Linked DNA regions of Homo sapiens: region 2 is linked to region 1. A link is a loop called in an ENCODE intact Hi-C map of the cell type or tissue named here. Cell type or tissue: CD4-positive, alpha-beta T cell. All regions are shown on one strand. Links, peaks and the distances in the headings refer to the core of each region. The heading gives the core; the rest is flanking DNA. Region 1 overlaps AIFM3 (AIF family member 3). Region 2 has its middle 57 kb from the start of LRRC74B.

Evidence for each region. Peaks named below come from ENCODE experiments on the same cell type or tissue, not always from the same donor. Only the 100,000 strongest peaks of a DNase experiment are listed, where the experiment ranks them.
Region 2: it touches region 1 in a loop (2.4-fold over the local background); 2 of 110 quality-filtered maps call a loop at or near these places.

What each region holds. Positions count from the first base shown.
Region 1 is chr22:20,976,789-20,981,176 of GRCh38, reverse strand. AIFM3 (AIF family member 3) reads right to left here. Exons shown (of 21, transcript NM_001386814.1): 13 at 4,239-4,310; 14 at 4,082-4,145; 15 at 3,401-3,477; 16 at 3,172-3,289; 17 at 1,808-1,906; 18 at 1,475-1,550; 19 at 1,053-1,157; 20 at 410-430; 21 at 1-185. The coding sequence ends at 146. Among named protein-coding and RNA genes, the nearest start is that of LZTR1, 3.3 kb to the left of the region's middle. RefSeq lists an enhancer at 1,483-1,777. In CD4-positive, alpha-beta T cell, for the core only: no CTCF peak of the experiment used is centred there; a DNase peak (open chromatin) is centred at 1,636.
Region 2 is chr22:21,101,077-21,105,464 of GRCh38, reverse strand. It overlaps the pseudogene BCRP2. Among named protein-coding and RNA genes, the nearest start is that of LRRC74B, 57 kb to the right of the region's middle. RefSeq lists enhancers at 2,584-2,633, 2,082-3,053. In CD4-positive, alpha-beta T cell, for the core only: CTCF peaks have their summits at 2,298 and 2,497 (motif pointing left); a DNase peak (open chromatin) is centred at 2,484; H3K27me3 peaks cover 528 bases.

The DNA of each region.
Region 1 (4,388 bases), core at 134-4,133:
GGGAGCCAGGTGGCTGAAGGCAAGCACTGGGAGGGCTCAGGTTCTGCCCTGGGGGATCCTGGGACTGGAGATTGGCACCTGCCCCCAAGGCTTGGCCTGTGCCCTTGGTGCCCCCTTTGCCTGCCCAAGTCTACTGCATGTGAGCTCAGGATCCTTTCCCCGTAAGCCAGGACATGTCGCCAGTCCTGCAGGAGTGAGGGGAGGAGGGGTCAAGACAGAAGAAAACAGGCTCTCCACTCTGGGCACCCTGAACAGCTGGCCCTTGAGGACAGCAGGGGGTCTGTTCTGTGCCAGACCCTAGTGCCCAGCAGGGAGGTGTACTTGGACAGAGGGAGATAAGACCATTGGGTGGAGGGTCTGGGCTGACATGGGAAAGGCTCAGAACGGTCAACATGAAGGACACACGTACTTGCTGTGCAGCACAAACAGCCTTCACGAAGGCAAGAGAGAGAAACGGAGAGAAGGCCAAGGAGAGAGCATGTCATTTATCATGTCCCCTTCTGGTCCTCCATTGTTTCCAGCCTGAAGCCTGCCCCTGTCTCATAGCCTCCCAGTGGCCTCCAGGCTGTCCCCAGTCCCTGGGAGCTCTCTCCCAGAGGGTGAATCTCATTGACACCACACCAGGATAAGGGAACTGGCTGGTGTTGAGTGAAACCTAGAACCACCCCCACCATCTATGTGGAGGGCATACCCAGGGCATCAGTAGCTGCATTTCCCACCTAGCTTCTGCCAGGCTCAGCACAACTATGTCCAGTTAGGTGTCCCACGCCTGGTGATTGCCCATGCATTGGGCCCTGACCCCTTCCCACAGCACTGGCCCTGCCTGGTGACACACATCTCTATCCCTTCCATCCACCATGAACACATAACCAGCCTGCTCTCAAACCATGATCCTTGCCCCACACCTCCCTGTAGTCCTGTAAGCCTCAGGCGATGCAAACCAAGAGGGGAAAGGCCCTGGAGGGTTGTGGGGGCGGCTGGCTGTCATAGGCACCTTAGCCAGTACTCCAGGGAACTACTCCCACCCCCAGGCTTCCCACACCCACACTCACTCCACCTCCCGCTTCCGGATGGCACGGCCTGAGGCCAGCACCTCAGCGACCTTGGACACAATGGGATCGTAGTTCATGCTGGCCACGGCGATCACCTCGTCGCCTCTGCAAGGAGAGGATGGCCAAGCCTGAGGACTGCGAGGCAGCAGCCCCTTTTTGAAAACCCTGATGCACTGCTGTCCATCTGGGGCCCAGGGAAGGACCTACCCCAGGGCAACAAGAATGGCCTGAGCACCCAGCCCTCCCTGCTTTGCACATCGCGGCTTGACCGTGCACAAGCTTCGGGCTTTCCTAAGGAAGCTCCAGCACTCCTCAGCGGGGCTCAGGGCTGGGCTCTTGTTCTGGGATTTTGCCTGGGATGAATCCCCCTTCCCGACTGAGCTCCCGCTGCTTCGCGCCAAGCTGCACCCCGGTGCTCTCACTTAGTGTAAAAAGCCACAAACTTCAGCTCCTCCAGATCCCCCTGGATGATGACGTCGTCGAAGCCTTCTCCGTAGCCTGTGGGCCGGGCAGGTGGGTGGCACCCACGTGAGCCGGGGGAGGGAACGAGACGTCACAGGATCCCCTCCTAACCCCGCCCAGGCCCTGCTCCATACGTCCTTTTAGGTAGTTCGTAGCCTTGCCGCCAGCGAGTTCTTACCGGCCTCTTCCTAGTGCGGTCATAGCCCTGCCCCTAGGCTCCCAGCCCCGCCCCACACCCAAGCCCCGCCCCTAAACGCCCTCGGCCCCGCCCCCATCCGAGGCCCCGGGGTTACCCGCGTAGCGCAGGCTCTTGCCAAACATGGCGGTCCAGAGGTAGGGCACAGTGCTCATCTCCGCCTCCTGCGCCAACATGTTCTGGGCTGCCACGCGCCCTGCGGGACCCAGGGCCGTGAGAACCCTAACTCTCGCTCTTACCACTCCCACACTACCTGCTCCTGATGCCCTGGGGACCCCTGACACGTGTGGCTACTCCTCCTGGTCTCCCCAGAGGTCAAGAGACATCATTGTTCAGCCCACTGCTCACTTGCACCTGCAGCTGACTGGTGCAGGGGAACACCTGCCTCAAAGCTAGCCACTTGATTGCTTCCTTAAAGAATCTGAATAAAGTGCCCTGACTCTGGAAGGTCTGCTTCTTGGGGTTGGGGGAGTACGCCACCATTTCAGCTGTGCACACAGACACCTAATCAGACGTATCAGGTCTGAAGAGGGAGGAAAATGGGGCACAAGTACACAGGGAAGCACAGATGACAGCCACACACAAGGCCCCAAAGAGACCAGTGTGGATGGCTCCCCAGTTCCTATGAGGCCCCAGTAGACCCCTGTAGTTGGATGTACTTCAAAGTCCCCTAAACTCTCTCAGTTAAATCCTAATTATACTTGGCTGATAAGTTGCCTTGGTTACTTACAACCTAGCAACAACTTTCGACTTTGGACTTGAATAGAAATTGGTACCAGAAGTGGGGTTTCAAGCAGCAGACCCTCAGGTGTAAAGGCAGAGGAAAGGGGAGATGGGTGCAGAGAAGTCCTTTGTCCCAGGCTGGGAGTCTGGCAGTCCTCTCTCTGAGGCAGTGAGGCAACTAATGTGATGGCACCTGCAGCTTAGGGGCCCAGACCAGATGTGCACAGTGGATGAGGCTTGGGGGACTTGGTGGCCAGCAAACATCAGGAGGGGAAAGCTATTCCTCAGAAAGCACAGTGCCTCCACTGAGCCCACGTCTCTGGGCTCAGATGGCACCTCGGGGACCTGCATGAGGCTGAACTGAGTTCACAGAGATACTTGAGTGGCCCAAGGGAAACAGAGGCATAAATGGGAAGGTGATCCACTAAATCCCTCCCTCCCTCCCCAGGGTAATGCACAGGTTGATCAGGAATTCTGCAGAATATATGTCCTTGAAGACAAAAAAGGGAGAGACTACCAGAAGGAAAACTGAGATTGAGGAGCTATGGCTGGCTCAGTGGGGTGTCGCTCTCTGTGTTGGCTGGATCGCCGAGATGAGGCTGGCCAGAGAATCCACATCAGAGCTTTGATGCCTAACAGTGTCCAGGACCCAAGGTCAGCAACTGAGGCATGGGCATGGGGACACTGAGACCCTGAGACTCCCTCCCACCCCTCCATGTGCCTCGGGACTGGCCATACCCTGAGCATGAGCCATCTGCCAATGTGGAATGTTCACTTTGCGGTTGTTCCTCCAGGCAAGGGGGAAGGTGACAGCATCGCCAGCTGCAAACACGCCTGGGACATTGGTCTGCATCATCTGTAGAGAGAGGGCCCAGAGCTCCATGGGTGTGACAGGGGCCCTGACCTGAACCTCCTGCCACTCCCAGCCCAGCACCGGGTCCTCCCCACCCAGTGCCATCCACCCCACCTTGTTGACAGGGATGAAGCCTCGGGAATCCAAACCGATGCCGCTTTGCCTCAGGAAGCCTGTGGCGGGCACTGCACCTGACAGGACGGAAGCCTGTGTCCACTCCCCTGTCCCTGCCTTCTGCGTAGTCACTCTCCACACCCTACAGCATGCGCTTGATGTGCCAGCCCCAGACTGATCCTCCAGGGGCTGTCTACCTGAGGCCTTCATGCACCCTGGTCCCCACTACCCGGTCTCCCACAGACCCGGTGCCTCCCGCAAGACCTCAGATATCACCTTCTCCAAGAAGTGCTCCATGAGGCCCTTAAGTGGAGGGACAGCATGCCATACCTCCTCAGCCCCTGCAGGTGCTACCACCTCCCATCTTGGCCCCTACCCAAATTGGCACTTCAGCTGGAGCAGAAGCCAGTTCGAGTCTCGTCTATGTCAACTCTCGCAGGGCATGGAGATGAGTGTTACTGGGCAGCGGGCACTGGGAGCATCCACTGTGCCAGGCCTGGGCTGAGCCCAGTACATACCTTCCCCAACAGCTCCGTAAAGTGGGGGCGGTTGGGGGTTCCCATTTGACAGATGTGGTGGAAACTGAGGCTCTGGGAGGGGAAGGGACTAGCCCAAGGTCACATGTGAGCATGTGCAGACGGCTGGGCTGCTTTGTGCCTGCCTGCCCACACACCAACTCACCAATGCCCACCACGCAGACGTCAGCCCGCACGACCTTGCTGCTCTTCAGCACAACCTCCTTCAGCTGTGGGGAGTGGGTGGATAAACAGGTGGACCCAGCTCCCAGGCTCAGGGGACAGAGGACAGAAAGCAGCAGGGAGAAGGGAGAAGGGCCCACCTTTCCCTCCTGGCCCCGCAGCTCAGACACCTCCGTCTGCATGTAGAACTTCACCCGGTTGTTCTCAAACATCTGTCAGGGCAAGTGGGCAGGTGGGCGGTGGATGAGAGCCCAGCCAGGGGCCGGGCTGGGCCCCAGGGCTCCAAGGCA
Region 2 (4,388 bases), core at 208-4,207, 120 kb before region 1:
AAAGAAAGGGAATCATGTAAGCGATAACTCAATCACTGGTTGTTATCAAACATATACACAGAAAAAAAATACAATGTAGCAAAATACATATCCAAACCAATACAAAGAACTTGAGTAGACATCTCTGCAAAGATGACACAAAATTGACCAACATGTAAGAGAAACGGTCCTCAACGTCTCTCATCAGAAAAAAAATGTACCTCAAAACCACATTCAGATGCCGTTTCACTTTTATTGAAATAAATGTTACTAAAAAGTTTTTTTTTAATTTTTTGAGACAGGGACTCAGACTTTGTCACCCAGGCTGAAGTGCAGTGTCGTGATCCCAGCTCACTGCAGCTTTGACCTCCCTAGCTCAGGTGATCATCCCACTTCAGCCTCTCAAGTATCTGGGACTACAGGTGCACACCACCATGCCTCATCCTCCCAAAGTGCTGGGATTACAGGCATGAGCCACTGTTCCTGGCCACAAAATTTTAAAAAGAATGCTGGTATGGATTTGGAGAAAAGGGAACTCTTATACCCTGTTGATGGGAAGATAAATTAGTACATATTCTATGGTAAAAAGTTGGAAGTTGCCATTTTCAAAAAACTGAAAATACAATTACCAGAAGGTCAATGTGGGCAGATTACTTGAGCTCAGGAGTTCGAGACCAGCCTGGGCAACATGGCAAAACCCTGTCTCTACAAAAAATTTAAAAACTTAGCCAGGCATGGTGGTGTGTGCCTGTGGTCTCAGCTACCATAGACTGAGGTGGGAGGGCTGCTTGGGCTGTGGAGGTAGAGGCCACAGTGAGCTGTGATTGCACCACTGCACTCCAGCCTGGGTGACAGAAGAAACCCCGTCTCAAAGAAAATGACAGAAAATGCAAATACTGTAAGATCTAGCAATCCCACTACTGGGTATAACTCCAGAGCAAATGAAATCGGCACCAGAGATCAGAAAGACACAATGGGGACAGGAGAGTTTCTTCATGAAATCATTTTGAGGAAACTGATATCCATATGCAAAAAAGAAAAGAAAAGAAATAGGACCCTTCTGTTACACGATACACAAAAATCAACTCAAAATGGATTAAAGATTTCAACACAAAACCTGAAACCACAAAACATTATTAAATTCCTGTAAGAAAAGATAGGGGGAGCTTACTTTCAGGACAACTTGAATCCATGCTCATCAGTTGGAAAGAGTTTCAAAAAGAAAAAGAGGAATACATAAGGGGTAAAAACCTCATGGAGAATGGAATGGTTTGTGAATGATTTTTTTAAATTGGGGACCAAAATCACAAGCAAGGAAAGCAAGAACAACCATGTGAGGCTACAAGAAACTGAAAAGCTTCTGTGCCACAACGGAAAAAATGAGCCCGAAGTTTGGACGAAAGTTTTGAGGAATCATATAACTGCTAAGGGGTTCTTACCGAAAATATACAACACATTAACAGTACTAAATAGCAATTTAAAACAACAACAAAAAATAATCCACCCCAAACTGGGCAGAGGCCCAGAACAGACATTTCTGCAAAGAGGACAAAAAACCCACACCGAGGAGTCCCTCGCCCCTGGTCAGGCGGCCACGGTGGGAGGGACACGAGAGGACACGCGCTGCCCAAAAGTGAAGAAGAGTGACCCCTGGGTCCTGATGGCAGGAACGAAGATTTAAAAATGCAGCAAGGCCCAATGCAAATCCTCCCTCTGAGGCTTGGACACGAGGCAGCCAGCCAGAACTGGGCCTGGCCCTGACTCCAACCTGAGCGGGGCTTCCCTCTCTCTCCCTCTACACAGGGGAGGTTCCCTCAGAAAAAGTCTTTTTCTGTTGTTGGTTTGGTTTTTTTTTTTTTTTTCAGAACTAGAAATGTATTTATTTATTTATTTATTTTTAATAAAAACCAAGATTTTTTTATTATTATTATACTTTAAAGTTTTAGGGTACATGTGCACAACATGCAGGTTTGTTACATATGTATACATGTGCCATGTTGGTGTGCTGCACCCATCAACTCGTCATTTAGCATCAGGTATATCTCCTAATGCTATCCCTCCCCCCTCCCCCCCACCCAGAAAAAGTCTTAAACCCCTAAAAATACCACAGTCTGCTACACTTGACACCCTCAAAAGCCTTCAGAGAATGAATACCACTGTAAAATAAATACTAAAACACTACAAGAGAAAGAGGAAAACCAGGGAGAACAGGAGAGGAATGAACAGAACATACCAGAAAACTAAAGCTTCTGTACTCACCATGCAGGAAAAATGCCAGGGAAAAGTGCATGGCAGCTTCCTCCTCAGCACTCAGGGCCCAGACAGGAGCGGTTTTCTCCCCAGGACACAGCTCCAAGTCGTCCAGAAGCCTCCGTGATGCCCCTCCTGGCGGGTCCTGAGGGTATCAGAGCTCCTCTCCTCCTCACGGTGGATGCCGCCACTCACTCCATGCAGCACCTGCGGGGAGAACACTGCAAGAGCACGATGTGGGGCAGAAAAGGTGGTTGGGGCGCCCCCTGATGGTCACGGTGCAGAGTGAAGAATGATCTCATCCCATGGTCAGCATCGGCCCAGGCTGCGGCCCCATCGCCCAGGAACTCCTCCCGCTCCTGCTCGGCGTGGGGTGCCACAGCCACCTCCTACTCTTCTGCTACTGTCAGTGCTGCCTGTCTTCTTGGTGCTCCAACGCTGACAATTTGGGGAGACATAAACACTTAGGCTATAGCAAGGAAAATCCAGAATGGTGGTGGAAGAGAAGGACTTAGCATCAGTCACAGTGTGAGACCAGCAGCAGCAACAGGACCTAGGATTCATTCCAATGAGAATCACCTGGAAATCTCCCCCAGGAAAAGAGATCAAACAGATTCCTGGAGGAAATGCTCTTGGGGTTTCTTTAAAGAAGCTAGTGGGACTAAGTAACACAAGACTGGGGCTTTTGTGGAAAGAGTGATGTCCACTAATAATGTCCTCTTAAGGACTGAACATCTCTTCCCAAATAGCTGAATGTGATCGGCAGTAGGCATCAGCTGAGACCTTTTATGACGGCCCTTGGGTAAGGAATCACTCAAGCTCCCTCACTCTTCCAGGGACACAGTTAGCACGGTGATGAAGCTCCAGCGCTCTCACCACCTCTAGACTCTGAGGGGCCATCCCAGCTCCAGAGCTCCCCACAGAAGTGGCTCTGTTTGTTGTAGGTGCATCACACCGAGGCTGGTTCTTTAAATTAACCCTGGGAGTGTGATGAAACCAGCAGTAAGTAGAAAGGACAGAAACAGGGAGTTGCTGCTACAAGACCCGAAAGTGCAGGAGGATGAGGGTGCACTCCTTCACCCCCACAGACACACACTAGAGGACCTCAGTCCCCAGCTTCAAGTGTCTGTGAGTGCCTAGGAGAGAGTCATGCCCACAGACATCCTGCATTGTAGGTCAACATCAAGCCCACCCAATAGCTCTGGTGCTCAATTCTCAAGAGATAACAAACAGCCAAACAAAACTTAAGGCTTTGATGTTTGGTGGTGACAGAGGCAGGAAAGAGCAGGTCACATGGAAAAGATAATCTTTGAGTAGTAAAGCAAGGAAAGATGAGCACACACATGACACTTAAAGGCCATAGATGATGGCTCTTTTAATTATGTCACTTTTTTTTTTTTTTTTTTGAGACAGAGTCTCACTCTGTCGCCCAGTCTGGAGTGTAGTGGCATGATCTCAGCACCGCAACCTCCGCCCTCCCAGGTTCAAGTGATTCTGGTGCCTCAGCCTCCCAAGTAGCTGGGATTACAGGCGCCCACCACTACGCCTGGCTAAGTTTTGTATTTTTAGTAGAGATGGGGTTTCACCATGTTGGCCAGGCTGAGCTCAAATTCTTGACCTCAAGTGATTCACCTGCCTTGGCCTCCCAAAGTGCTGGGATTACAGGCATGAGTCACCACGCCCAGCCAAGATACCCGATGTAAATCAAAATTAAAAGAATGCAAAACCATAAAGCACAAAATATATGCACATGTTGAGGTTAAAGGAACTCTCTTCTAGATTTCCTGATTCTGGTTGCTGAAGTGCAACCTTTCTCATCCCTTTCCTGTCCTGACTTTTCTGGGGCTCTAAGCCCATCCTTATCTGGCCCCCTGGGGGAGCTAGGTCTGCATATGGGATCTTGAGTAAAGAAGGAAATGAGAAAAAGCCTCAGGCAAAGGAAGAGCATGGACATGCAAAGGCCCTGGGGAGAAATAAGTATGACAGAGAAAGGGACTGGAAGAAGAGTCTTGAACATCTGCAAAGTGCAGACACACATTGGGCTAGAAACTGTGCTTTTACTGAGCAATTTCACCTAATTTTCACAAAACCCAATAACATGACTACAGATATGTTTTTTTCTTGAAACAGGATCTCACTCTGTCACCCAGGCTGGAGTA